2 separate regions of the Homo sapiens genome follow, and region 1 is linked to region 2. Evidence: chromatin loops called from intact Hi-C (ENCODE). Cell type or tissue: CD4-positive, alpha-beta T cell. All regions are shown on one strand. Region 1 overlaps PALM (paralemmin). Region 2 overlaps FSTL3 (follistatin like 3).

What was found. A loop is a pair of places that touch in the nucleus more often than their neighbours do. Peaks named below come from ENCODE experiments on the same cell type or tissue, not always from the same donor. Only the 100,000 strongest peaks of a DNase experiment are listed, where the experiment ranks them.
Region 1: a loop joins it to region 2, with 6 times the contacts of the local background. A loop is called at or near these places in 13 of 110 quality-filtered maps.

The regions. Positions count from the first base shown.
Region 1 is chr19:732,759-735,258 of GRCh38, forward strand. It overlaps PALM (paralemmin), which reads left to right. Exons shown (of 9, transcript NM_002579.3): 6 at 1,415-1,436. Among named protein-coding and RNA genes, the nearest start is that of MISP, 17 kb to the right of the region's middle. RefSeq lists an enhancer at 1,547-1,596. In CD4-positive, alpha-beta T cell, a CTCF peak has its summit at 1,483 (motif pointing left); DNase peaks (open chromatin) are centred at 103 and 1,463.
Region 2 is chr19:679,068-681,567 of GRCh38, forward strand. It overlaps FSTL3 (follistatin like 3), which reads left to right. Exons shown (of 5, transcript NM_005860.3): 3 at 1,207-1,422; 4 at 2,266-2,493. Among named protein-coding and RNA genes, the nearest start is that of FSTL3, 3.9 kb to the left of the region's middle. RefSeq lists enhancers at 1-181, 1,866-2,415, 2,416-2,500 and silencers at 636-945, 976-1,755, 1,946-2,045. In CD4-positive, alpha-beta T cell, no CTCF peak of the experiment used is centred here; DNase peaks (open chromatin) are centred at 191, 804, 1,464 and 1,964; H3K4me3 peaks cover 1,557 bases; H3K27ac peaks cover 392 bases.

The sequences.
Region 1 (2,500 bases), 54 kb after region 2:
GCGTGTATTGGGGACCACCCAGGGAGGGTGGTCAGGCCGAAGAGGTGGGAAGCCCAGGGCGCTGTGGAATCCCCAAGGAAGTGCCTCATTCGTGGGAGGGCTGGGCAGGCGACCTGGAGGATGTGGGTTTCGTGGGAGGGCTGGGCAGGCGACCTGGAGGACGTGGGGTGGTTTTTTTGTGTTTTTTTTTTTGAGACAGAGTTTCACTCTTGTTACCCAGGCTGGAGTGCAATGGCACGATTTCAGCAACCTCTACCTCCTGGGTTCAAGTGATTCTCCTGCCTTAGCCTCCTAAGTATCTGGGATTGCAGGCGCCCGCCACCACGCCCAGCTAATTTTGTATTTTTAGTAGAGACAGGGTTTGGCCATGTTGGTCAGGCTGGTCTCGAACTCCTGACCTCAGGTGATCCGCCCGCCTCGGCCTCCCAAAGTGCTGGGATTAGAGGCATGAGCCACCGTGCCCAGCCAAGGAAGTGGGTTTTGAAGGTTGAATAGGAGTTCTCCAGGTGCTTTTCCCTGAAGGTTGTTTGAGCATGGACTAGTGCTGTCATGGGAGACTCAGCAATACACATGCACGGCCCCTGCCTTCCTGACGGGCACACCCAGTGACGTGATGAGGGAAGAGTGCACTGAGGGAGCATCAGACACCACAGCCCTGAGACAGGAGTGTGTCCCAGAAACAGCAAGAAGACCAGGGATGCCAGGGCACAGTTCAGGGAGAGGGGCCTGTGTGCAGGGTCTGACCATGCAGGGCAGAACGGGTTCAGACAGGCGACACTAGACCCTGAGCCTCGCACAGTGGCTCCCAGGAGGCCAAGGGAGGAGGATCGCTTGAGAGCAGGAGTGGACGAGACTGGAGGGGGCACGGAGGAGCCGGCTGGATTCAGGGTGGCCTGCGGGAGCCGCTGATGCGGGGGTATGTGGGGAGGGAGGGAAGAAATGAGATGGAGCGGACGTGGTGGCTCAGCCTGTAATCCCGGCACTTTGGGAGGCCGAGGTGGGTGGATCACCTGAGGTCAGGGGATCGAAACCAGCCTGGCCAACATGGAGAAACCCCGTCTCTACTAAAAATACAAAATTAGCCAGGTGCGATGACGCAGGCCTGTAACCCCAGCTACTGGGGAGGCTGAGGCACGAGAATCGCTTGAACCCAGGAGGCGGAAGTTGCAGTGAGCCAAGATTGCCCCATTGCACTCCGGCCTGGGCGACAAGAGCGAAACTCCATCTCAATAAAAAGAAAAAAGAAAGATGACCTCTGTGTTTCTGGCCAGAGTCCCAAGAGGATAGGATGAGAAGCGGGTGCGTATGACGTCACCCACTGTGCCATGCCCTCCCCAGGCTCCTGACCCCATGGCTCCCCTTCCTCTTCCCGGGGATGCTGACGCCCCTGACCCTTCTCTCTTCTTTCTTGCAGACGCCGGTGGGCACGCCCAAAGGTAGGACCTCTGGAAGGAACTCGTGGGGCCTCGGCGCACTCTGGTGGCCAGAGAGGGGATGGCAGGGCGGGGAGTGAAGCTACAAAGTTGCTCGGTGCCTCACGCCTGTGATCCCAGCACTTTGGGAGGCCGAGGCGGGTAGATCTCCTGAGGTCAGGAGTTCGAGACCAGCCTGACCAACATGGCGAAACTCAGTGTCTACTGAAAAAATGCAAAGACAATTAGCCGGGTGTGGTGGCTCATGCCTGTAATCCCAGCACTTTGGGAGGCTGAGGCAGGAGGATCGATCGCTTGAGCCCAGGAGTTCAAGAGCATGCTGGGCAACACAGGGAGACCCTGTCTCTGCCAAACATAAAAAAATTAGCCGCCGGCCAGGCCCAGTGGCTCAGACCTGTAACCCCAGCGCTCTGGGAGGCTGAGACAGGTGGATCCCTTGAGGTCAGGAGTTCAAGACCAGCCTGGCCAACATAGTGAAACCCCGTCTCTACTAAAAATACAAAAATTAGCCGTGTGTGCTGCACGCCTGTAGTCCCAGCTGCTCGGGAGGCTGAGGTGGGAGGATCACTTGAGCCCAGGAGGTTGAGCTGTGATCGCACCACTGCACCCCAGCCTGGGCGACAGAGCGAGACCCTGTCTGTAAACTGCATTTCACGGAACGTGTCCGCTTCTGTATCGATAGCGGGACAGCCACCAGCCGGGATTGACGCTGGCGTCTGAAGTGCTTCTGGCCTGGTTTGTTGTGTGTTAATTATTCATAAGGAGAGTGTCTTCTTGTCTTACTGTAGAATTAAAAATTAATCATTAAAAAAATCCAGACAGGCCTCTCAGGGATTTTGTGAAAATCACTGGGCTGAGGATGAGGAATGAACTGTGAGGCTGCCTGTGGGATTTTCTAGGGGTTGCGGTGGGGGTCCAGGTGCCTGTGTCTGTGCGGGGCCTGTGTCTGGGGGCCCAGGTGCCTGTGTCCTGGTGTCTGGGTGGGGTCTGTGTGTCTGGGGGCCCAGGTGCCTGTGTCCTGGTGTCTGGGTGGGGTCTGTGTGTCTGGGGGCCCAGGTGCCTGTGTT
Region 2 (2,500 bases):
GAACTCACTGCCACATACCCCTGCTCCCTCCAGACCCCCCTCTGGCTTCTGGGAGAAGGACAGTCTTCAAAAAGTGCCTGGCCTGGGCATGAGACGGCCCAGGACCCCCCACCCCCAACCTCATCTGGCCCTGGGGACGGAACTCAGGCCCCCTTCCGTTCTCGCTCGCATAAAAGCCACCCTGGCCGAGCATTTCCAGATGTGCCTGTGAGCCGCTGTGCCGGGGCCGCCCAGGTGCGGCCCACATGCCCTGCAAGGGCTGCGTGGCGGGCGCTGGCCATCCCCTAAGGAGTGCCGCACTGCCTTGGAAGTGGGGCTCCCTCGTCAGCCCCACTTTACACACAGAGAAACTGAGGCTGGCACATAAACTCAACAGCTGTGTTCAGAGGCCCTACCAGACCCCCAGATAACAGAAAGGGGGTTGGTCATCTGGGTCCTGGCTGCAGCTTTCAAACTGAGGTGCTTGGGCCCCTGCACTCATAGCTGCGACCCGGCCTCAGTTTCCCCATCTGTAAAATGATGACTTGGGAAGATGCGATAAGCCTAGGAGGCGATGAGCATTCACATTGAAAGCGGGGGCGGGGACCCCAGAGAGAGCTTCCCTAGCAGGACCTCAATATCCCTGTCTGAGCAGCGGGGCTGCGGGGCAGCTCCTGGTTCAGAGGCCTAGGGCTGTGGGGGGCCCCCTCCCCTGGAATCGCTCCCCAGGCCAGGAGGGCCGTCCAGCGCCCCGCCCTCCCCGACGCCTCCTGGGGGAAGGTCCTGGCAGCCCCAGACTCGCGCCTGGCAAGGGCGGAACACCCCAGGCTGACGCAGCTGGGGCCCCTCCGGCCTTCCCAGAAGAGCGCGTGCATCGGGAGCAGACGTCAGCCAGCTGCAAGGAGGAGCGGCCCGGGGCTGCGTAGCTCCGCTGGACCCCGATTCCGGGCAGAGACCCCCCCCCGCCCCGGCCCGCGCGCACCGAGCCCAGCCCCCGCCCCCCAGCGCAGGCGCAGCGCGGACCTCGGCCCCACCGGTCCCGCGCCCGGACCCTGAGCCCTGCCCCTGGGAACCCGAGGGCCCCGACTCCGACTGACCCTGACCTGGGACGGCGCCCCCGCCTCCGCCCTGCAGAAGGGGCGCAGGGAGGGGCCCCGAGGCCTTCGCGCGGCCCCACGCCCGGGACCCTCCCGCGCCCGGCCCCACGCGCGTGTCCTCTGTCCGCAGATTCGTGCGACGGCGTGGAGTGCGGCCCGGGCAAGGCGTGCCGCATGCTGGGGGGCCGCCCGCGCTGCGAGTGCGCGCCCGACTGCTCGGGGCTCCCGGCGCGGCTGCAGGTCTGCGGCTCAGACGGCGCCACCTACCGCGACGAGTGCGAGCTGCGCGCCGCGCGCTGCCGCGGCCACCCGGACCTGAGCGTCATGTACCGGGGCCGCTGCCGCAGTACGTGGGGGCGTGGTCTGTGGAGGGGCGGGGCGGGACCTACCGGACCTGCGCGTCATGTATCGAGGCTGCTGCCGCAGTAGGCGGGGGCGGGGCCTGGGGCGGGACCACCCGGACCTGAGCGTGACGTATCGGGGCTGCTACCGCAATGCGTGAGGGCCAGGCCTGCGGGGGCGGGGCCTGCTGGAGGGGCGGGGCCTGCTGGAGGGGCGGGGCCGCTGCCGCAGTGCGTAGGGGCGGGGCCTCCAGCCCAGGACAGGTCACATGGGTGGCGGTGGGGCCTGAGTAAGGGCGTCTTTATACTTCCGAGGGAGTATCACGGGGTAGGGTCTTTTGTAGGGTTGGGATTTGGAAAATAGTGGGCCTCTGGGGGCTCACACTGGGCAAGAGGTATGTGGCATGGTCAGAGCGGGAGCGTGACTCAGAGAGGGGCTTGTGGGTGTAACCAGAGGGGCATGATGGAACCAGGGGGGTGAGACTGGGTCATGTAAGGGGCGGGGCTCTTGGCTGGGGCGTGGTTCCTGGGTGGAGATGGGCGGGGATTTGTGGGTGGAGTTTGGGTGGGCGGCCCCGCAGTCGCGGAGGGGCGGGGCTTTGGGTAGCATAAGGGGCAGGAGCTCACGAAAGAGGTGTGGCTCCTGGGTACAATGGGAAGGGCAGGGCTTGTGGGTGGAGCCTGAGGGGTGGAATGGAGAGGGGGGCTCACGGGGGGCGGGGGGGTGCTTGTGTCTCCTACCAGAGGGTTTTCGCATCTTGGGGGTTAAGGGTGGGTCTTGGGGCCAAGAGCCCTGCGGGGTTCTCAGCGAGATGTCCCCTGAACTTCCCCTGGCACCCGGCCTGCAGAGTCCTGTGAGCACGTGGTGTGCCCGCGGCCACAGTCGTGCGTCGTGGACCAGACGGGCAGCGCCCACTGCGTGGTGTGTCGAGCGGCGCCCTGCCCTGTGCCCTCCAGCCCCGGCCAGGAGCTTTGCGGCAACAACAACGTCACCTACATCTCCTCGTGCCACATGCGCCAGGCCACCTGCTTCCTGGGCCGCTCCATCGGCGTGCGCCACGCGGGCAGCTGCGCAGGTGCAGA